Regions from separate parts of the Homo sapiens genome. Here region 1 is linked to region 2. Evidence: chromatin loops called from intact Hi-C (ENCODE). Cell type or tissue: PC-3. All regions are shown on one strand. Links, peaks and the distances in the headings refer to the core of each region. The heading gives the core; the rest is flanking DNA.

Region 1 (13,056 bases), core at 1,941-9,940, 77 kb after region 2:
AAATTATTACATTCGTTAAGTAAATGGAATACTAGACTTCAGGGGTATATTTTAATATAAATCACTTATCCCAGAGCCTGGAATCACTGAAGAAATTTAAGCTAGTTTTCAAAAAGTTGTTTTCTTTGGTGTGTAGGCTGTAAAAGTGAAGGTGACTAATTTAGGGGATTTATTTTCATGTTTTTAAACTTTCTGATTGGCCTTTTGTAGAATCAGTGATGGTCCTTACACACTTGGAAACCTGGGTATGATTAATATTTCTTTTTTGTGTGTGTGTGAGACGGTCTTGCTCTGTTGCCCATGCTGGAGTGCAGTGGCATGATCTCGGCTTACTGCTGCAACCTCTGCCTCCCAGGTTCAAGTGATTCTCCTGCCTCAGCCTCCCGAGTAGCTGGGATTACAGGTGCACACCACCGTGCCTGGCTAATTTTTGTATTTTTAGTAGAGATGGGGTTTCACCATGTTGGCCAGGCTGGTCTTGAACTCCTGGCCTCAAGTGATCTGCCCACCTCAGCCTCCCAAAGTGCTGGGATTACAGGCATGAGCCACCGTGCCCAGCCAACTAATATTTCCTTTGCAGTTTTAAGATTCCACTTTAGTGAAAAAGATGAAAGGTCACAAACTCCTGAGGAACATAACTGGAGTATAAGATGTATTTTAGAGATTAAAACTGGACGGATAAAATGATGACATAGGATGAGGGCCTCTGTCTAGTACAACGTAAGTATTCAGTAAATGCTTATGTAACAGCCAAGCTGAGACAAAGAGTGAAAACTTGTAGAGTTAGAAATCAATTTGATTTTAAAACCTTTATTGTATTCCAGATACTGGCATCGATCACTAAACCCCAGAAAATTGGTAGAAGTGAAATTTTCTCACTTGAGTAGAAATATGACTTTACAGAGAACAATGAAGCTATACAGACTTCCAGATGTAAGTAAGAATGATTTGCAGTTTTTTGAAGCTGTAACAACTGACGCTTTTAATGCAGAAAAGAATTATTTGCAGGAGTCTAAAAACTGACTGGTGTGTCTGAGGAAGTGAATATGGAGCGAAAGAGATTTCATGGAACTCGGGAGCTAGGGAAGGTAGGGAGTTTGTTTGGAAATGCCAATCTTTCCTTTTTTCCCAAGGCTCTTAAAGTTGTTTCATTGGTAGTTGGATAAGACTGAACTCAAGGCAAGTAAGTTTTGAAATTTGGGAAATTTATGGTCTGTTAAGTAAGAAGGAAGAAAAGTCCAGGCTGCTGATCTCTTAATGCGTTGGAACTCAGGAATCAAGTGTAGAGGAGAGACCCAGCGAGTGGAAATAATGTCTCATTAAATTATCATCTTCTTAAACTATCTCGTTCTCAATGTGAAAAGTTGTCATTTTTTTTTTTTTTGGAGACAGTCTTGCTCTGTTGCCCCTTCAGCGCAATGGCACAATCTCAGCTCACTGCAACCTCTGCCTCCCGGGTTCAAGCGATTCTCCCACCTCAGCCTCCCAAGTAGCTGGGACTACAGGCACCCGCCACCACACCCGGCTAATTTTTGCATTTTTAATAGAGATGGGGTTTCACCATGTTGGCCAGGCTGGCCTCAGACTCCTGACCTCAAGTGAACCGCCTGCTTCAGCCTCCCAAGGTGCTGGGATTACAGGCATGAGCCACTGCACCCAGCGAAAAGTTATTTATTTATTTTATTTTATTTATTTATTTATTTATTTATTTATTTTTTTTTTTTTTTTTTTTTTTTGAGACGGAGTCTCACTCTGTCGCCCAGGCTGGAGTGCAGTGGCGGGATCTCGGCTCACTGCAAGCTCCACCTCCTGGGTTCACGCCATTCTCCTGCCTCAGCCTCCTGAGTAGCTGGGACTATAGGCGCCCGCCAGCATGCCCGGCTAATTTTTTGTATTTTTAGTAGAGACGGGGTTTCACCATGTTAGCCAGGATAGTCTTGATCTCCTGACCTTGTGATCCGCCTGCCTCGGCCTCCCATAATGCTGGGATTACAGGAGTGAGCCACCACGCCTGGCGAAAAGTTATTTTTTTTATTTTTTTATTTTTTGAGACAGAGTCTCGCTCTGTTACCCAGGCTGGAGTGCAGTGGCTGGATGTTGGCTCACTGCAACCTCCGCCTCCCGGGTTCAAACAGTTCTCCTGCCTCAGCCTCCCAAATAGCTGGAATTACAGGTGTGTGCCACCACACCCAACTGATTTTTGTATTTTTAGTAGAGATGGCGGGGGTTTCACCATGTTGGCCAGGCTGGTCTTGAACTCCTGACCTTGTGATCCGCCTGCCTTGGCCTCCCAAAGTCCTGGGATTACAGGTGTGAGCCACCACGCCCAGCCAAGTTATCATTTTTAATAGGGAAAAATATAAATGTGCTTTCTAGACTTGGCTTTATTTGGGGCTTGGCTATATTAGTTATCTATGGCCATGTAAAAAATGACCACAAACTGAGCTGCTTAAAACAACATTTATTATCACACAGCTTCTGTGGGCCAGAAATCCAGTCACAGCTTAGCTGAGTCCTGTGCTTTGTTCAGGGTCTCTCCTGAAGTTGCCACCCAGGTGTCAGCCAGGGCTGAGGTCTCATCTGAAACTTGACTAGGGAAGGATCCATTTCCATGCTCCTGTAGTTGTTGGCAGGATTGAGTTCCTCACTGGCTGTTGGACCAAGGGCCTCAGTTCTTTGCCATGTTGGATTCTCCATAGGGTAGCTCACAGCATGGCAGCTTATTCATCAAAGCCAGTGAGAGAGAGAGTCTATAGAGAGGATCTGCTGGCAAGATGGAAGTCAGAACCCTATGCAGGTGATTCATGAAAGTGACATCCAGTCGCCATTGCCATTTCTTTTTTTTTTTTTTTTTAAGATGGAGGCTCGCTCTGTTGTCCAGGCTGGAGTGCAATGGCACAATCTCAGCTCATTGCAATCTCCGCCTCCTGAGTTCAAGCAATTCTCCTGCCTCAGCCTCCCAAGTAGCTGGGATTACAGGTGTGCACCACCACGCCCAGCTAATTTTTGTATTTTTAGTAGAGATGGGGTTTCACCATATTAGTCAGGCTGGTCTCGAACTCCTGACCTCAGGTGATCCACCCGCCTCAGCCTCCCAAAGTGCTGGGATTACAGGTGTGAGCCACTGCGCCCAGCCGCCATTGCCATTTCTATTGGTTAGAACCAAATCACAGGTCCTGCCCACACGTAACAGGAGCAGATCACACCAGCTGTGAACCCCAGGAGGTGGGATCACTGGGGGCCATCTTAGAATCTGTGTGCCACTGATGGGATCTTTTGTTTGAAGTGTTGTGACGTGTGAATTGAAATAAAATCTTCGGCCAGGCGCGGTGGCTCACACCTGTAATCCCAGCACTTTGGGAGGCCAAGGCGGGCAGATCACAAGGTCAAGAGATCGAGGCCACCCTGGCCAACATGGTGAAACCCCATCTCTACTAAAAATTAAAAAATTAGCTGTGGATGGTGGCACATGGCTGTAGTCCCAGCTACTAGGGAGGCTGAGGCAGGAGAATCGCTTGAACCTAGGAGGCACAGGTTGCAGTGAGCTGAGATCACGCCATTGCACTCCAGCCTGGCCACAGAGCGAGACTCCATCTCATAAATAACTAAATAAATAACTAAATACATACGTACATACATACATACATACATACAAACTTCAAAAATGCCTCTTTTTTTCACTATGGGCAAATGCTGTTCCACTTTGGTCTCTCCAAATTTCAGTTTCTTGAACCTCAAGCAGCCTAGCTTATGTACAAGGAAAAGACACACTTACATGTAGGTTGCCTACAATGGAGTGAAGAATAAGGAGTTTTAGCACATACCATTGGTTTACTCACAATGATTTTCTTAAAGTGCTAAAGCTATTTTTGACTTGACTCCATTCATCAGCCTTAATATTTTTGTACAAGAGTCAATCTTCTCCTGGGTATAGGCGTGTATTATGAAACCAGACTGTGGCATCTTACTTCCAGTGAACCTGGGTTCCTGGTAGCAGTCCTGTTCCAGTCGTGCTGTGATAGTGACTGCCTTTCCCCCACCCATAAATTGAAGGTTATGAAGTGCTTTCAAATACATTATTCAATTTATTCTCACAGCAACCTTTTGAAGTTAGTACTTCTTATCCCCATTTTACAGATGAAGAAACTGAGGTATGTGACAGTTGGCACTTAGGCGAGGATGTGTTAATATCACCAAGTGGAGGGCTTGGGATGCAGGCCCCAGACCTCCATGTTTCCCTGTTAGCTCCCTCTGCCTCTGCCATCCCCTCTAACATTACCCACTATGGGGACACCATGGCTCAGCCCCACTGAATGTCTCACTGTGAGTACAGCATAAATCAAGGCAGAAAAGGACGATTGTCAAGATGCAAACAGTTCTCATTGGCTTGCCCCAGTCTCCTTTCCCCCTTTTAAGTCATAGGAAAGGAAAGGAAAATAAAGAGTAAATTAATAGAATAAAAGAGAGATTAAAGTACAGATATTATGAAATTGGAAGGTGCTGGCAGCAGTCCCTTGGGTGTCTGCCTCTTGAGTTAAACTGGACAGAACTGCATACACCGGATGCCCCTTCCTCTCCTATGGGCCCAGATGGGTGATACCACTGCTAGCAGTCAAGTTATTTAAGAACATTTTTGTACCATTCAGCGTAAAAGCAAACTTATGGAATACAGCTTTTGCTGTATAGATCAATCTCATTTTCTGCTTCATTGTTACTCTTTTTGCTTGTAGGAGTGCCAGCTTTCTGTCTTTTTCATGGACTTTTGAATATAGGAGCTAACATTTATTGTGGCCGGCGTTATGCTCGACATTTAACAGCCGTAGTCTCATTTACTAATCACAACAGCCACAGGAGGATGGGTCCTTATCCCCATAGCACAGAAGGGGCCATGAGAACACAGATTGACTTGCTCAGAGTCTGCTGGCCAGAAGCAGAGCTGTCGCAGGGCCTGCGCCATTCACAACTGTTACCTAAAATACTAAGGTTTCCCCAAGAAACACGCCTTACGATGCCTCCCTACCCTTTCAGTGTTTGGGGAGATTTTATTTTGTTTTGTTTTTTTGATCTGGTGTTGAGTATTTCCAAGTTCGATTTTGCGCATCTGTGTCAATGAGCTGAAAGGTAATTTGATGTTGATAAAAAGCAGAAGTCAGAGAATGATCCACTAAGGTCTTAGCACTGTGCTGCAAGGAGGGTGTGCTTGCTTAGACATGTCGAGGCATATAAGGTGTTCTATATTTAGTGGCATTAGATGGTTTTTTTAGTGGTTAGCATTCTGTTTGCTCCTTTTTGAATCATATAAATAACCATAATCATTGCTTACATCTCTTCTCTGGAATCTTGGCTCTCAAACGGTTTGTACCACAACTTGACAGATAACAACACTACTGTTTTTTAATAGAGCTCTGAGCTTCATTTCCTTATGTACTTATAAGCAGATTTTACACAGATTTCAATCTACGTAGAGGCCCATGAATCATGCATATTAGTTGGGCCATGGGAAAGGATATCTGATTCAGATACAGAGTTTGCTTATGAAACTGAGATTTTTCTTATTTACTGGAAATGATTCTCTGCATTTTATTGAACTCTCAGAAAACATGACCGCTTCACTATTCCATTATACGGAAGCTAGCCATTTTAATGTAAGCCCAATAGCCTTCCTGGTTCTTTCTGAGGACAATAGTTATAATTTGAGTGTTTGTTTTGCTTTTCAAAAGTTATTTCTTTTTTTTTTTTTTTTTTTTTTTTCTGTGAGACGAAGTCTCGCTTTGTCGCCAGGCTGGAGTGCAGTGATGCGATCTTGGCTCACTGCAACCCCCGCCTCCTGGATGCAAGCAATTCTCCTGCCTCAGCCTCCTGAGTAGCTGGGACTACAGCCACGTGCCACCACACCCAGCTAATTTTTGTATTTTAGTCCATGTTGGCCAGGATGGTCTCGATCTCTTGACCTTGTGATCCGCCTGCCTCAGCCTCCCAAAGTGCTGAGATTACAGGTGTGAGCCACCGTGCCTGGCAGTATTTCATTCTTACACAGATTATTTTAGCTATTAGTCAGCAAATGTAAATATTCTTACCCTGTTTTCTAGGACTTTCTGTTTTTTATAGCTGGTACATCCTGGTGTGCTCTTATGCTTTAATGCTTCTATAAAAATTTGTTCAAAATGCTTATAAGTTGCCAAACTTATGATACTTTTTACCTGAATTTAGGCAACATATTGCTTGTCTAAATTCTGCTACTTATTTTTCTAACCTTTAGAGACCTAAGATAGCAGTTCTCAAAGTGTGGCCCAGGGACCTCTGGAAGTCCCCCAAGATCTTTGAATCTATGCAGTCATTTTTTTTTTTTAACTATTTTCATAATAACACTAGTATGTAATTTTTTCACTTTCATTCTCGTCTGAGTATACTGTGAAGTCTTCCAGAGGCCATGTGGCATGTGTATTTCTGTAGTCTTTTGTTTAAAAATGTTCTCAGTTTTGATTTCTAATGCGATAAGTGTGGATATGCATAACCCACATAAGCAAAGCTCTTTGGAGGTACTCAATCATTATTAACAGCGTAGGCCAGGTGCAGTGGCCCATGCCTGTAATCCCAGCACTTTGGGAGACCGAGGTGGGCAGATCACAAGGTCAGGAGATCGAGACCATCCTGGCTAGTACGATAAAACTGCATCTCTACTAAAAATACAAAAAATTAGCTGGGCGTGGTGGCACGTGCTTGTAATCCTAGCTACTTGGGAAGCTGAGGCAGGATCAAATCACTTGAACCCGGGAAGCAGAGGTTGCAGTGAGCTGAGATCACACCACTGCACTCCAGCCTGGGCGACAGAGTAAGACTCCATCTCAAAAAAAAAAAAGAGTGTAAAAGGGTCCCAAGACCAAAATATTTGAGAACTGCTGCTTTAAGGCGATCTGCTGGGCAGTTCCTTTAGTGGTTTCACAGTTGGATATTCAATGAATGAGAATTGTGCTCCAGAAGAATGTTTTGCTCTAGAAGGAAGTTGGCAAATTTTTTTTTCATTTCTGAATGTTCTCTATTAACAGATATCATATATCCTGTGGCTTTCATTAATTCATCTAATTGCTTGATATTGTTGATTGTTACTGAACCAGTAACAAAAGAAAAAAAATTCTGATATTGAGAAAGGCTATTTGAAATTTATCAAGCTAAGTCTGCCTCATAGCAGAAACTAATTTTTTAAATGACTATGATATATATTTTATATGGTTTTGGTCTTCCCACTAGCATTTAGAAGTGCTTATTTATTTCCAGTGGAGATCTGGACATTTCTGACTCATTGGTTTTGAGAGGTACTAAAAGACTAAAGGTATGCATTGCCTGTTAAATGTGAAGGACTTAAATTCTCTAAATTTAGATTATTAAATGGCATTTTAGCTGAAGTGCTTTAGACATGACATCATCATAATAGAATGGCTTATAGTAAATATTCAGCTGAGGACTGTTGGTGTATAAATACAGAGCATGCACCTCCCATTCCCCTTTCCCCCAGCTAATCGATAATCAATCAGCACTGTGTGTCACTGAAGCTTAGAAACCCCAGCACAGCTAATAGTTGATGACAGCTGGCACTCAAGAGAAAACCTATTTTCCTTGGCCTAGTGTGGTGGCTCACACCTGTAATCCCAGCACTTTGGGAGGCCGAGGTGGGCAGATCACCTGAGGTCAGGCATTCGAGACCAGCCTGGCCAACGTGGTGAAACCCTGTCTCTACTAAAAACACAAAATTAGCCGGGCGTGGTGGCAGGTGCCTGTAATCCCAGTTACTCGGGAGCCTGAGGCAAGAGAATCGATTGAACCCAGGAGGCAGACGTTGCAGTGAACCGAGATCGCACCATTGCACTCCAGCCTGGGTGACAAGAGTGAGACTCCGTCTCAAAAAAAACACCTGTTTTCCCCCTTGGGCTTCCACCTGGGGGCATGCAGGAATTGTGATGACCTCATTCTACAGGAAGTTTTTCCTTTAACAATATTTCTTAAGAGTGGAACTGCTAGATTATATAAAATTTTTAAAAATAATCATTTAGGGCAGAAAAAGTAGAGTAGCAATATTTATATACAGATTATTCATCTCTTAAAATGTATCTAGTGTTTCTCCAAGGGGGGGAAAAATCAGGTTTACAGAAAAAAATAAACTGTATTTCTCAGTTTAAAATTGTCTGTTTGTTGGGCTTCCTGACTTTTAGTCTCAAGTCCCCTGGCCCCTGAACAGTTCTAGAGAGCAAAGTGATGTCAGGAGCTTTTACAAGGACAACAGCTGAACAAATTCAAATGGGGACCTGTCCTGACTTTTAGGTGTTTTATTCCTATGGCTTAATTTTTTAAATTCTAAAGCTCTGGAGTAGTGATAAGACACCTACCCTGATCACCTTTACCCAGAAGATGTGGCAGGAGAGGCCAGGCCGCGTCCCTGGCAGCCATTTGCCGTTAGACAAGATGGACACTTTCAGGCTGGTATGGCTGTAAACCCGTTTGCCTTTAGAAAATACTTGGCTATGAACAATGCTTGCCTTCCCATCCAGCCTGATATGATTCACTCCTATATCATTTTTGTTCAAGAGAACAAAATCACCACACGCTTTTAATGGGCTATTGCATAATAAAACAAGTTGCTCAGTTGTATTTTCAAAATGTCAGACTTGGCAGTTTTAAAGCATCCCTCAGAAACCATGAAGGATTGGTTCTAGGACCCCTCAGATACCAGAATCCTTGGGTGCTCAAGTCCCTTATATAAGATGGCGTAGCATTGTGTATTTGCATATAATGTATGCACATCCTCCTGTATACTTTATTTATTTATTTTTGAGACGAAGTCCCTCCCTGTCTCCCAGGCTTGAGTGCAGTGGCGTGATCATGGTTCACTGCAACCTTCGCCTCCCAGTTTCAAACGATTCTCCTGCCTCAGCCTCCCGAGTAGCTGGGATTACAGGTGCATGTCACCACGCCTGGCTAAGTTTTACATTTTTCGTAGAGACAGGGTTTCATCATGTTGGCCAGGCTGGTCTCGAACTTCTGACCTCAAATGATCCACCGGCATCAGCCTCCCAAAGTGCTGGGATTACAGGCATGAGCCACCATGCCCCCTGTCCTGTATACTTTAAATCATCTCTGGATTACTTATAAGGTCAAATACAATCTAAATGCTATGTAAGTAGTTGTTACACTGCATTTTTAAGAAATAATGACAAGAAAAAAAGTCCGTACATGATCAGCACAGATGCAACGATCCAGTTTTTTTTCCCCGAATATTTTTCGTCTAAGGTTGGTCGAACCCACAGATGCACAACCAGTGGATACGGAGGGCTGCCTGTACTCCAGAAGTCATGCTAAGTTGGCTATGTCCCATCATGTAGACTGTTAACATTCTTGGCATTGGTATATACATTGGTGTGTTTTGGGTATTGGCGTACATCATGAACTTGTACTGTTCCCTTTGATGTTTGTTTGGGTCATGGGCAGTAGTGACCAAAGACTTGCCGCACAGATAGGAAGATACAACACATTGTCTGTCTCGCCTATATTTTAACCCAGCTCTTCTCAAACCTTAATGTATGTACAAACCCAAGGAAATCTTGTTGAGTTGCAGATTCGGATTCATTAGATCTGGGGCAGGGCCAGGCTCTGCAGCTCTAACTAGCTCCCGCGTGCTGCTCATTCTGCTGGTCTGCAGACCACACTTTGAGTGCAAAGTCGTTTCACTCCTCTTCTACCTGAACTTCTGGATTTGTTTTGTTTCCCCTCCAACAAGGTTACAAAGACTTCAGGTTTGAGACCAATGGAACCAAAAGATATCAAATCAGTTCGAGAATTAATCAACACTTACCTGAAGCAGTTTCATCTGGCTCCAGTGATGGATGAAGAGGAAGTAGCCCACTGGTTCCTCCCCCGGGAGCACATTATTGACACGTTTGTAGTGGAGGTAAAGACAAGGTGATAAACATAAAGCTTCTCCTTGAAGCACCCTTTGTGTTCAGCGTGCAGCAGAATTATTTACACACACTTCCTTCTATTTCATCACAGAACATTACAAAGATGTGTACTAAAGGGTAGAGAGTTAATAAGATTAATAATTCTGAATACTCTATCAAGGACATGCTTAAGTGAAACTGCCATTTGTTGAACCATGAGGGTGTGGTGTTGAGGAATATGGTAACCATGAGTGTGGTCTGGTGCCATTGTCTTGTTTTGTGCTAAGGCACCAGCAGCTTTACCCACAGCACTGCTTTGCACCGTTGATGCTGATGGTAACTTGTCAACAAGGCAAACAACTTCTTAGTGTTATGAAAATCATTTTGACCTCACAGATTTCTGAAAGGGTCTCAGGTACCCACAGGGTTCACAGACCACATTTTGGGAACTGCTTTCCAGGGCATATCATTAGAGCTGCTGAGTCTGTGGTTGGACCCATCTTTCACATTTTTAGAAATTGCCAAATAGCTCACCACAATAAGGTCCTGAGCAGTGTAAGAGAGTTCCTGTTTCCTTGCATCCTCACAAGACGTGGGTATGGTCAGATTTTAAATTTATTTAGGCCCACCTGATGAGTATGGAACAGTATCTTGTTAATTTATATCCTCATTGTTGATGAATTTGAGTATCTCATCAATCTGTTAGCCATGTTTATTTCTTTTATAAACTTGCTATTTACATCACTTGCCTGTTTTTTTTTTTTGACCGTAGTTGTCTTACTGATTTATGAAAGGTTTTTTGTTTGTTTGTTTTGAGATGGAATTTTGCTCTTGTTGCCCAGGCTGGAGTGCAGTGGCACAATCTCGGCTCACTGCAAACTCCACCTCCCAGGTTCAAGCTATTCTCCTGCCTCCGCCTCCCGAGTAGCTGGGATTACAGGCGTGCGCCACCATGCCCGGCTAATTTTTGTATTTTTAGTAGAGTCGGGGTTTCACCATGTTGGTCAGGCTTGGTCTTGAACTCCTGACCTCAGGTGATTCACCTGCCTTGGCCTCCCAAAGTGCTGGAATTATAGGTGTGAGCCACTGTGCCCAGCCCGTGAAAGGTTTTTTATATGCTGAATACTAACACTTTGTATTGCGTTCCTTTCTGGGTCCTCTATATTCTATTTCGTTGATCTCCATGTCTGTCTTTTCACTAATACCACACTGACCTCGTTGCTATAGCGATATAGGAAGCCTTAGTATCAGGTAGAGTAATTCCTCCCACTTTATTCTTGTTTGTCAAGATCATTTTAATTAACCTATTTCCTTTGCCTTTTGCATATACATTTTAGAATAAGCTTATTTTTGCCTACAAAATACCTTGCTGGTAGTTTGATAGGGATTACATTACACTGATAGATTAATTTGAGGATAATTGAAAAGTCTTCCAGTCCATGAACATGGAATGTCTCTACATTTATTTCGGTCTTTTAAAATCTCTTTTATCAGCATTCTCTAAGAGCATCCAGATCCTGTACATGTTTTCTTAAGTGTATAGCTAGATATTTCACTTTCTTTGGGGCGATTATAATGGTGTTGTGTTTTTAATTTCAGTTTCTGCATGTTCATTGTTAGCCTGTAGAAATGCTTTCTTTTGTGTGTTTGTATCCTACCACAGTGCTGAAATCACTTACTGGTTCCAGGAGTTTGTGTGTAGATTCCTTGTGATTTCTACATAGACAATGTGTCATCTGCAAATAGGGACAGCTTTATTGCTTCCTTTCCAATCTCGATGCCTTTATTTATTGGTCTTGCATTAATGCAGGACCTAGATCTTCCAGTGCTTTGTTGAGAAAGAGTGGGGAAGGTTGTCATCCTCGTCGTGTTCTTGATGGTGGGAGAAAAGCATTTACTCTTTCACCATGAAGTATGATGTTAGCTGTAGGTTTTTCTGTGGGTGCTCCTAATCAATTTGAGGTCATTCTCCTCTATTTCTAACTTGCTGAGAGTTCTTATGAATGGGCATTGGATTTTTTCCAGTGCTGCTTCTGCTTCAATAGATGTAATCATATGATTTTTCTCCTTTAATCTGTTGATATGTTAGATTACATTGATTGGTTTTCAAATGTTGGGTCACTCTTACATTCCTAGAAAATATCCACTTGGTCAGGGTGTATAATTATTTTTATACATTGTTGTATTGATTGCTAATATTTTGCTGAGTATTTGTTGAGTTCATGAGAGATATCTCTCTGGAGTGCCTTTTTTGTAATGTCTGTCTGGTTTAGATATCAAGATAATACTGGTCTCATAATAGGAGTTGGGAAGTATTATTTCCTCTTCTATTTTCTAGAAGAAATTGAGAATTGGTGTTAATTCTTTAAATGTTTGTTAGAATTCTCCAGTTGAAATGATCTGAGCTTAGCTGTTTCTTTTTTGGGAGTTTTTAAATAATGGACTAAATGTCTTTAATGGTTATAGCACTATTCAGATGATCTGTTTCATCTTGGTTGAGTTTTAATAGTTTTTGAGGAGTTCATCCATTTCTTCTAAATTGTTGAATGTATGAGTGTAATTAATGTTCATTTTATTCCCTTGTTATCCTTTTAGTGGCTGTGGGATCTGTACTGATATCTCTTCTTTCATACCAGATATTGGTGATTCGTGTCTTCTCTTTCTTTGTTTTTGTCCATATTGGTAGACTTGTATCATTTTATTGATTTGTTTCCCAGAGAACCAGACTTTTGTTGGATATTCCCTGTTGTCTTCCTGTTTTCAGTGTCATTGATTTCTACCCTCGTGTTTATTGTTTCCTTCTGTCTGCTTGCTTTGGGTTTATTTTGCTCTTCTTTTCTAGTTCCTTGAGGGAAGAACTTACTGACTTGAGACCTTTCCCTGTTACTAGTAAGCATTTAGTTCTATCAGTTTCCCTCTCTGCACTGCTTTAGCTATTTCTGACGTATTTTGGTATGTTGTATCTTCGTTGTCATTCACGTCTATGTATTTTTTGGTTTCGTTTGAGGCTTCCTCTTTAGCCCACCCCTACTTAGAATTGTGCTGTTCAATTTTGCTGTGTTTAGAGATTTTCTGTTGTCTCCCTATTACAGATTTCTAGTTTGATTCAATTATGGTTAAAGAACAC
Region 2 (10,085 bases), core at 2,086-10,085:
TTGCTGTAAAGGAATACCTGAGGCTGGGTGATTTATAAAGAAAACAGGTTTAACTGGCTATGGTTCTGCAGGCTGTACAGGAAGCATGGCACCAGCATCTACTTGGGGAGGCCTCAGGGAGTTTACAATCATGGCAGAAGGCAGAGCAGGAGCAGGCATCACACATGGCCAGAGTGGGAGCAAGAGAGGTGCCATAGTTTTAAACCAGATCTCACGTGGACTCACTCATCAGCAAGGGAACAGCACCAAGCCATTCATGAGAGGTACCCCTGTGATCCAAGCCCCTCCCACCAGGCCCACCTCCAACACTGGGGATCACATTTCAACATGAGATTTGGCGGGGACATGGATCCAAACCATGGATACATGTTAGCATCCCCTGGGAGCTGGAAAAAAAATATTAAAGCATTTGGGCCCCACCACAGACTGATTGAATTAGGATCTCTGTAGGTGAAACTGGTTTAAAAACAAAACAAACAAACAAAAACTCTCCCTAGCTGATTCTCATACACAGGCTTGTAGACCACTGCTTTAGAAACATTGAAGCTACTTTACAGCCTGGTAGCACCTTCCATTGGGTACCTCAGGGAATTATTCACTTTTCTCTTTGTTTCTGGGGTCGATTAACAGCTATACCCCAGATTTGCAGTTGGGGAAGCATTTATGTGAAATAGCATGTCAAGTTGGGCAGCAGTGCCTAACAGATTTCTCTCTTCCTGTTCACAATGGCCTGTTGAAAAACCGAAGGTGGACACACTGTGTCAACATGTCTTGGCTCTACCGTCCGTCCTCTTCCCAAGGTCCAGGTTATTCCTGCCATCTTGCCCGAGCAATTTCACATCACTGCCTGTTTGGGACTCCCACGTCCGTATCTGCATCCCAGGCCTGCCACTGAGTTCAAACTGCAGACTGAGCATCCTCAAGCACCTAAAACTCTATTTATTATCTTCATGTTGTCCCGTGAATTCCCTACTCCTCCGCAAATCAGGGAAACCAGTTCTCCTAGTTTTTGCCTATGTACTATCCCAATAAATGGCCTCACCATATAGTTTCCTTGGCCAGAAACCTCAGGGTCACCCTACAAACATCTGTCAACCTCACCCCCAAATCCAGGCAAGTTCTTTTGACTCCACTTGCTGTCAGGAAACAATATGAATTTTTTTTTTTTTTTTTTTGAGACGCAGTCTCGCTCTGTCGCCAGGCTGGAGTACAGTGGCGCGCTCCTGGCTCACTGCATCCTCCGCCTCCTGGGTTCAAGAGGTTCTTCTGCCTCAGCCTCCCAAGTAGCTGGGATTACAGGCACACGCCACCATGCCCGTCTAATTTTTGTATTTTTAGTAGAGATGGGGTTTCACCATGTTGGCCAGGCTGGTCTTGAACTCCTGACCTCGTGATCCGCCCGCCTCGGCCTCCCAAAGTGCTGGGATTACAGGTGTGAGCCACCGCGCCTGGCCAACAACATGAATGTTTTCATGTTTCTGTGTAGCTCAGTTTCCTGAGCAAAAGTTACTGGCAACCTAGTATTAAAAACTCTAGACAAATGTAACAGTTTAATTGAGCAAAGAACAATTCTCGAATCGGGCAGCCCCCTTTGTCATGCCAGACCCCTATTAATCTCAGTAGGGATGGCACCAGGTACAAGAGGCCAAAGACGAGATCCCGCACCAGCGAAGGAGACGTGGGTTTTATTGGGGGCTTACATACAGGGGAGAGAGTCCAGTGGCAGTGGGCCAAGCAGGAAAACTGCAAATCCTTGCAAAATGCATGCAGTTTAGATAGCATTTTCATTTTACACCCTCCCTCTAACAAATTCCACCTGGCAACCTTCATTTAACCCAAAACAAAGGGTCTCAATCCCCTGTACGACCTGTGTTCCATGGGCCAGGGTGGGGGATCAAATGTTTTTCATAGAAAAGGAATGGATCTCGGGGTGGGCTACTCCCAGATTCCCTAGCATGGAACTCTGAATACACATTCAGGTGTGCCCGCCCTACAGGGTCATTCTCAGAGTACGGTCAAGTTATCAGTGCCAGGTGCTCCTACCCTACTGCCTGAACCAGAATAGGCTGAGGGAGACTCCGGCACTGCCACCATGTCAGAGGCAAAGGAAAGTGACGTGAGGTCCAGAGATAGCCAAATTGCCTACTGCTTACCATTTCTCTCACTTGAAGGCAGTTTAAACAGTTGGCCCCTTTGATTGGCCAGAACTCGGTGATTGGTAAGGGCAGTTACCAGTCTGTTTGTACATCCCGTTATAGTTCCCTATGTGGGAGAAACCTTTAGGCCAAATTTACAAGGAGGCCGCTTTAGGCTAAACTTAATTTAACACTGGATTAAAGGATGAGGGAATATTAATCATTTTGGAAAACAGATCGTGAATTACTCTGGAGAGATTTGCGGGTTTATCTCTCTTGGAGCTGTGCCTTTGCATTCATTGATCTGCACTGGCATTTGCTGTAACACATAGGGCCTTCCCATTCTCTTCCCTATGACAATTTGTTTCCATTAGAAAGTTAGGATTTCTGGCTGGGCGCAGTGGCTCATGCCTGTAATCCCAACACTTTCGGAGGCCAAGGCGGGTTGATCACCTGAGGTCAGGAGTTTGAGACCAGCCTGGCCAACATGGTGAAACCCCGTTCTCTACTAAAAATACAAAAAAGGTTAGCCAGATGTTGTGGCACATGCCTGTAATCCCATCTACTCGGGAGACTGAGGCAGGAGAATCACTTGAACCTGGGAGGCAGAGGTTGCAGTGAGCTGAGATCGTGCCATTGCACTCCAGCCTGGGTGACAGAGCAAGACTGCATCTCAAAAAAAAAAAAAAAAAAAAAAACGTTAAGGTTTAGGGTTTCTCTCCAAGTCTCTAGAAGGGATGGGGGCAGCTATGATGTAGTTCCTATATAATCTCTGAAATTCATAATTTAGGGGTTTCTGTCTTTTAAATGCTATCCATTGAGGGCCCGAATGGAACAAAACAGAGAGACAGGAGTTCGCCTCCTTTTGTTTTTCTGCCTCACTGTTGAGCTGGGTGATCTCATCTCATCTTTTTTTGCCCTTGGACTGGGACTTAGCCCCATTGGCCCCCTGGTTCTCAGGCCTTCAGCCTGAGTTACACCACCAGCTTTCTTGGGTCTCAGTTTGCAAATGGCAGATCGTGGGACTTCACAAACACCATCATCTTGTAAGCCCATTCCTCCTAATCTTCTTTTATATACACACCAATTGGTTCTGTTTCTCTGGAAAACCTGATTAATAGACCTGAGGAATGAAACTGTAACCTCTCAGTGGGTTCTTCTTGCCTGCTGCCCAGATGCAGCCAATTTATCAAGGCAGGGGAATTGTAATGGAGGAAGAGTTTTACCCACATAGAGCTGGCTGAATGGGAAACCAGGGTTTTATCATTATTCATATCAGCCTCCCTGAAAATTTGGAGGCTAGGATTTTTCAAGGATAGTTTGGCAATCAAGGGAACGGGTGCTGCTGATTGGTTGGGGGTGCAATCATAGGGGTGTGGGGAATGGTCATTGTGAGCACTGAGTCTGCTTCTGGGTGTGGCCCCAGGACTGGTTGGTGGGTCCAGGTGAAGCCATTGGTCAGTCATCAGAAATGCAAAAACCTGAAAAAGGCATCTCAAAAGGGCAATCTTAAATTCTATGATACGATGCTATTTGCAGGAGTGATTGGGGAAGTTGTACATCTTGTGGCCTCCGGAACAATGGCTGGTAACCATTTCTGTCTACACCCTAGCAGAACTCAGCTTCCTATCAGTCTCCTAACCTGATTGTCTTTCATTAGCTTTACAAAGGTGCTTTAGTTTGGGGAAAGGGCTGTTATCATTGAAACTGTAAACTAAGTCTCTCCCAAAGTTAGCTTGGCCCAAACCCAGGAATAACTATGGGCAGCTTGGAAGCTAAAAGCAAAATGGGGGTTGGTTGGATCAGATCTCTTTCACTGTCATCATTTCCTGTTATAGTTTTTGCCAAGGCAGGTTCAAAACCAGGGAACCAACTGTAAAAGACAAAGTATAATAATAACTCCCTAAAGAGTTTCATTTTACACACCACTTTCATAATACATTCCTTTTTTGTTGAGACACAGTCTTGCTCTGTCACCCAGGCTGGTGGGCAGTGGCACAATCTCGGCTCACTGCAACCTCCCACGTTCAAGTGATTCTCCTGCCTCAGCCTCCCAAGTAGCTGAGACTACAGGCGTGTGCCACCATGCCTGGCTAATTTTTGTATTTTTAGTAGAGACAGAGTTTCACCACGTTGGCCGGGCTGGTCTCAATCTCCTGGCCCCAGGTGATCTGCCAGCCTCGGCCTCCCAAAGTGCTGGGATTACAGCCCCAGCGTAAGCCACCACGTGAGCCACCACGCCCGGCCTCATATTACATTATTGTGTTATGATTCTCACAGCTACCCTGCTGTATAGCTAAGGCAGGTGATGTTAATCCACACTTGCATTCAAAGACACTGAAATAAATTCTTACCAAAACAGTGGCGAAGACCCAGGATTTGCACTGAAACTCACATGCTGTGTTCAGAAGTGCAGTATTCTCTCTACCCCACACAGCTGCCTTAGAGAGATGAATTCCAGGGCTGGGAACCACGGCTAACACTTAGTACCTCCCACATTTCCAGAAGGGCTCTAAACGTGTCCTGTGGTCCTTACAGTCAACTGGTGAGGTTATTTCTTCTGTCATTTCACAGACAAATAAAGAAGCAGAGTAACTTCATTTATGAACGGTGCTCTCTGCCACTTTGCAATGCTTATTCAATAGAGCTGCTTTCATTATGGAAAGCTAAAAGCTTTGTTTCCCAGAATGCTAACCATTTTATAAACAGTATAACATAATTATAAATGTCTTCCAGAAACACAGTAATAGTAATGTTAAATGATCCTGCGAGCCTCAGAAAAATAACTTGATAGCTACTCTCCGAGGTTGGTTATTTTGGAGTCCTAGTACATTAGTCACTCTTCAAAGGCCAGAGAAGGTAAGAGAGAAGGTTAAAATGAGATCAGATGCCCAGCAGTGGGAAATTTCACATTTGAGATGATGAGACCCATAAATGGGGCATAATGATGGCAAATAAAAAATATCTACTTGGAAACAGAGAAAAGCTCAAATTGCATTGAAGATCAGTTACATTTTTCCTGGACAGAGGACAGAAAAATTTTCTTCTTTTTCTTGAGTAAGTGAAAAGGAATATAAGGTCTTTCTCAGGGATGAGGTTTGCCTTTTCTGGATTAAAGGGTAAAAGCTGAAGAGGCACATCTTCAGACAAGTAGCAATAGAGAACAGAGACAATTCTTGGCCATAGAGCATTTTTGAGGATCTCATATGAAAGATAGTCATTTTTTAAAGATGTCATTTTTCTATAATACTGCAGCTAGCTCCCCTCAGATCATCACCGGGATAAGACAGCATCAATGGATATGTTGCCCAGGCTGGTCTCAAAATCCTGGCCTCAAGCAACCTCCCACCTCAGCCTCCCAAATTGCTGGAATGACAGGTGTGAGCCACCACACCTGGCTGCAAGTTGAATTTCTTTGGATGTCTATTCTTTGTGCCTGAAACTTCAGATTGACGTACTTAGAAAATATAGGGCTGAACTGACCCCCATATAACATCTTGACTTTTTCAACCAAACTTTAATTATTTCAACTGAATAATTTAAAAAAAAATTTTACCCTTGGTGACAGCTGTCAAATGATGGAATATCTTGTGTGAATTAGAATCTCTTGATTTTCAGGAATACCATCATAATAACAATGATGTTGTGATTTTTTTAACTTGAGAATGACCTTTGGAATAATTAAAAAATGCCTTGGTATGACTCAATCCTTTTCCTCCCTCTGTCCTCTGAGGCTTTACCACTGACCTGGAATTCAGGATTCCAGAAATCCTTGGTGAATGAAGTCACCACATTCTTTGTGAAATTATTCACAAGTGTGATCATTATCAGTTATCTGTTTCCTTTGATAAGGTTACTCCCAATTGTTTCAATGTGTGACTCTATAGATAAAATCGTATTATAGTTTTGTTATGATTCATATCGCTAGTATGCTGATAGTCTAGATAATAACAGAGTGATGATATTGTTGTGGCTTCTTTATTCCAAGTAATATCAAGCCCCAATAAAAAAGTTTGGTTTTTCTTTTCTGAGACAGGGTCTGGCTCTGTCACCCAGGCTGGAGGGCAGGGGAGTGATCACAGCTCACTGCACCCTCAAACTCCTGGGCTCAGGTAATCCTCCTGCATCAACCCCCCAAGTATCTGAGACCACAGATGCATGCCATACCAGTCGGCTAATTTTTATTTTATTTTTATTTTTCGTAGAGATGGAGCTTCACATGGTTGCCCAGGCTGCTGTAGAACTTCTGGCCTCAAAAGATCTTCCTGCCTCAGTCTCCCAAAGTGCTAGGATTAAAGGTGTGAGCCACTGCACTTGGCCAATAAAAGTTTTGAAGATGTGAATAGGAAATTCACCAGGAGCTTCCTGTTCACCTCCTTGCTTCAAGTTTATGGAAGTCTTGACTTATCCTTGTCCTTGTCACCAACAAGCCTTGTAGCCGCAGCCTCTGCTCAGGGGGACAGTGTTCCCACCCTCTTCACCAGTGAAGCTGCTGAGATCCCAGGGCAGCTGGCTCCTTCCCATGGAAAGATGAACTATGATTCCTCATTTCCCCAATAAATTTACGATTTTGCTGAGAAAACAAATATACATATTTGAGAAATTTAACAGTGCAAGCAGATAGAATATCAGACATCAAAATCTGTATGAAATTTCTCCACCTCGGAGAATGACTGAGTTTTGGCTTCACTCACACTAAATAATGAAAAAAGGGAACAAGCAGTGTAGGTTTCACTCAGGATGAAAGCCCTGGAACCCTAGAAGATTGTGGGGATAGGTAATGGATGGATTCAACATGCCTTTCTCTTAGGACTGTCTGAGATCTTACAGCTGAGATTAGCATAAACATCTTTGAAAGACAAATTCTGGTTGTTAGAGAAAACTATGTCATTATTCAGAGGGGACTGTCAGGCACCTCTTTGCTGAAGAGGCCACACAACACAGAGTGGGGGATGCCTCTTGCTAAATAATGTTTCAGCCACATGTGGCAAAGAGTTCAGAGACCTGAGGGAGGTCCAGTGCAGACTGAACTACAAACTTCAGCCTTCACTGTCTTAAGAATAAGTTAGTCTGGGCTGGGCACAGTGGCTCACACCTGTAATCCCAGCATTTAGGGAGACCAAGGTGGACGGATCACCTGAGGTCAGGAGTTCGAGGCCAGCCTGGGCAACATGGTGAAACCCTGTCTCTACTAAAAATACAAAAATTAGCCAGGTGTGGTGGCACACCCCTGTAATCCCAGCTACTTGGGAGGCTGAGGCAGGAGAATCACTTGAACCTGGGAGATGGAGGTTGCAGTGAGCCGAGATCCCGCCACTGCACTCCAGCCTGTGCCATGGAGCAAGACTTCGTCTCAGAAAAAAAAAAAAGAATAAGTTAGCCTTGGCCGGGCTCGGTGACTCTTGCCTGTAATCCCAGAACTTTGGGAGGCCAAGATGGGTGGATTGCTTGAGCTCAGGATCTTGAGACCAGCCTGAGCAATATGGGGAGACTCCGCCTCTACCAAAAAAAAAAAAAAAAAAAAAAATTAGCTGGGCATGGTGACACATGCCTGTAGTCCCAGTTACTCAGGAGGCTGAGGTAGGAGGATCACTTGAGCCCAGGAGGTCAAGCCTGCAGTGAGTTGTGTTCATGCCACTGCGCTCCCGCCTAAGTGACAGACTGAGACTCTGTCTCAGAAACAAAACCAAAAAAAAGGTGGGGGACACTTGCATGGCAGCTCATGCCTGTAATCCCAGCACTTTGGGAGGCCAAGGTGGGCAGATCACTTGAGCTCATGAGTTTAAGACCAGCCTGGGCAATACAGGGAAACCCTATCTCCAAAAAAAAAAATGCAAAAATGACTTGGGTGTGGTGACCCACAGCTGCAGTCCCAGCAACTCAGGAGGCTAAGGTGGGAGGATCGCTTCAGCCTGGGAGGTGGAGGCTGCAGTGAGCTGAGATCGCACCACTGCACTCCAGCCTGGGTGACAGAGTGAGATCCTGTCTCAGAAGGTTAGTCTTAAGAATCCTTTGAATGGATCAGAAAGGGAGAGCCCTTCTCCAGAATTGGATACCGGTGTAACAGGGTGTCAGTGTGCGGAATTTACAAAGAGAATGCCTGGAAACCGGCCCCACAATGCTTAGTCCACTTTAAAAAGGGTCATGAGAGACAGTGAGAGCATTTTGGAGGATTTCTTTGGACAAAGCAGTGCTGATAACTCCAGGCACCCTCCCACCCTCTGACCCTATCCCTGCTTTACTCCCAAGCCCAGGGTTAGGGGAGGGGGCAGAAACTTCTGCGAGCAAAGAGGCTAAAGCTACAGGAGGGAGAGAGAAGTGCTGACCACAACTCTCCCTCTGACCACATGTTCTCCATTATTGCCATCCCCTCCCACCCCAGCAAAGTAAAGATTGAATGCCAAAGCAAACTAATTCAATACATTAATTCAAATGTTCAGTCCTCTGCACCACAACTGCAGCTCAGGAGCATGGCTTCACAATGCGCCTTCCAAGTTGCAGCAGGGATTCTGCAGGATCCTGACTCAAGGTACACATGAAAGCCAGGTGCGGAGGCTCATGCCTCTAATCCCAGCACTCTGGAAGGCTGAGGTGGGTGTATGGCTCCAGCCCAGGAGTTTGAAACCAGCCTGGGCGTTATGGCGAAACCCTGTCTCTACCAAAAATACAAAAATTATCCAGGTGTGTTGGTGCATGCCCATAGTCCTAACTATGGAGGACTGAGGTAAGAGGATGGCTTGAGCCTTGGGAGGCAGAGGTTGCAGTGAGCTGCCACCATGCCCAGCTAATTTTTTGTATTTTTAGTAGAGACGGGGTTTTACCATGTTGGGCAGGATGGTCTCAGTCTCCTGACCTTGTGATCCACCCACCTCGACCTCCTAAAGTTCTGGGATTACAGGCATGAGCCACCGCGCCCGGCCCCCTAAATCACCATTTTTAATCTCCCTAAGGCAGAAGCCGAGATGGAAGCCTGGCCATTAAATGAAGGGCTGGAATGGATAAAACCCAGCTAGCAAAAAGATAGTTCCAGATTAAAAGACTATGCTAAGCATGCTATCTGGCTTTGGTTACAGCCGAGATGAAAATGATGCTATTCTTGGTACCCTTAAATAGAGTTTGTTTCTTTAACTTCAGCCTCATACTATGATGTTTGACACATCCTGTTTATCATTCTTTTAGGTGGATCTAGTTCTGTTAAAGATATAATTCTGTATGACTCAATCTTTGGCTTCCTGCTCCACTTTATTTTTCTATTTTTTGGTTGACCCAGGTCATAATGCATCCATAAATATAAAAGGGAGAATGAAAGAACCAGAGAGAGCTCTCTTCAAAGCAGGCCCAAGTTGGTCTTATTTTTTTTTCACCACACATTTGTGATATCTACGGGTGCAGACAGATGGTTTCCAATGATGCTTATTTTTCTCATACTCTTCGTTTCTTCAGTATCCAGAGCAATTGATTTTAAAATTATTCTGAAGTGCATCAGGGTTCTGGGGGTGGGAAGATAACCCGGGCAGGTGACATCTTCCGATCTTTATTGAGTCATGTATTCGGGTCTTAGGCAATTACTGTTTCAAAAACGATTCCACCTTTTTTTAGAAAAAAAATAACGTTGGCTGGTCATGGTGGCTCACAGCTATAACCCCAGCACTTTGGGAAGCTGAGGCAAGAGGATCACCTGAGCCCAGGAGTTGGAGACTAGCCTGGGCAACACAGTGAGACAGCTCCACTAAAAAAAAAAAAAAAAAAAAAAAAAAAAAACGTCACATGTGGTAACGTGCACCTGTAGTCCCAGCTACTCAGGAGACTGAGGCAGGAGTATCACTTGAGACTGGGAGGTGAAGCCATGATCACACCAGTGCACTCCAGCCTGGGTGACATAGTGAGATGGAGGGAGGGAGGGAGGAAGCAAGGAAAGGAGGGAGGGAGGGAGGGAGATGGGGGAAGGGG

The links. Hi-C counts contacts between places; a loop is a spot of excess contacts. Peaks named below come from ENCODE experiments on the same cell type or tissue, not always from the same donor. Only the 100,000 strongest peaks of a DNase experiment are listed, where the experiment ranks them.
Region 1: a loop joins it to region 2, with 4 times the contacts of the local background. A loop is called at or near these places in 2 of 110 quality-filtered maps.

The regions. Positions count from the first base shown.
Region 1 is chr10:15,116,227-15,129,282 of GRCh38, reverse strand. NMT2 (N-myristoyltransferase 2) reads left to right here. Exons shown (of 12, transcript NM_004808.3): 8 at 825-933; 9 at 9,770-9,940. LOC105376431 (a long non-coding RNA gene) reads right to left here. Exons shown (of 2, transcript XR_930693.4): 2 at 9,714-10,060. Among named protein-coding and RNA genes, the nearest start is that of RPP38, 25 kb to the right of the region's middle. RefSeq lists enhancers at 5,182-5,321, 6,228-6,407. In PC-3, for the core only: no CTCF peak of the experiment used is centred there; a DNase peak (open chromatin) is centred at 5,382; H3K27ac peaks cover 4,841 bases.
Region 2 is chr10:15,196,715-15,206,799 of GRCh38, reverse strand. The region is part of intron 1 of LOC105376434 (a long non-coding RNA gene); the gene reads left to right. Among named protein-coding and RNA genes, the nearest start is that of FAM171A1-AS1, 6.8 kb to the left of the region's middle. RefSeq lists an enhancer at 5,231-6,430. In PC-3, for the core only: no CTCF peak of the experiment used is centred there; a DNase peak (open chromatin) is centred at 5,909; H3K27ac peaks cover 3,211 bases.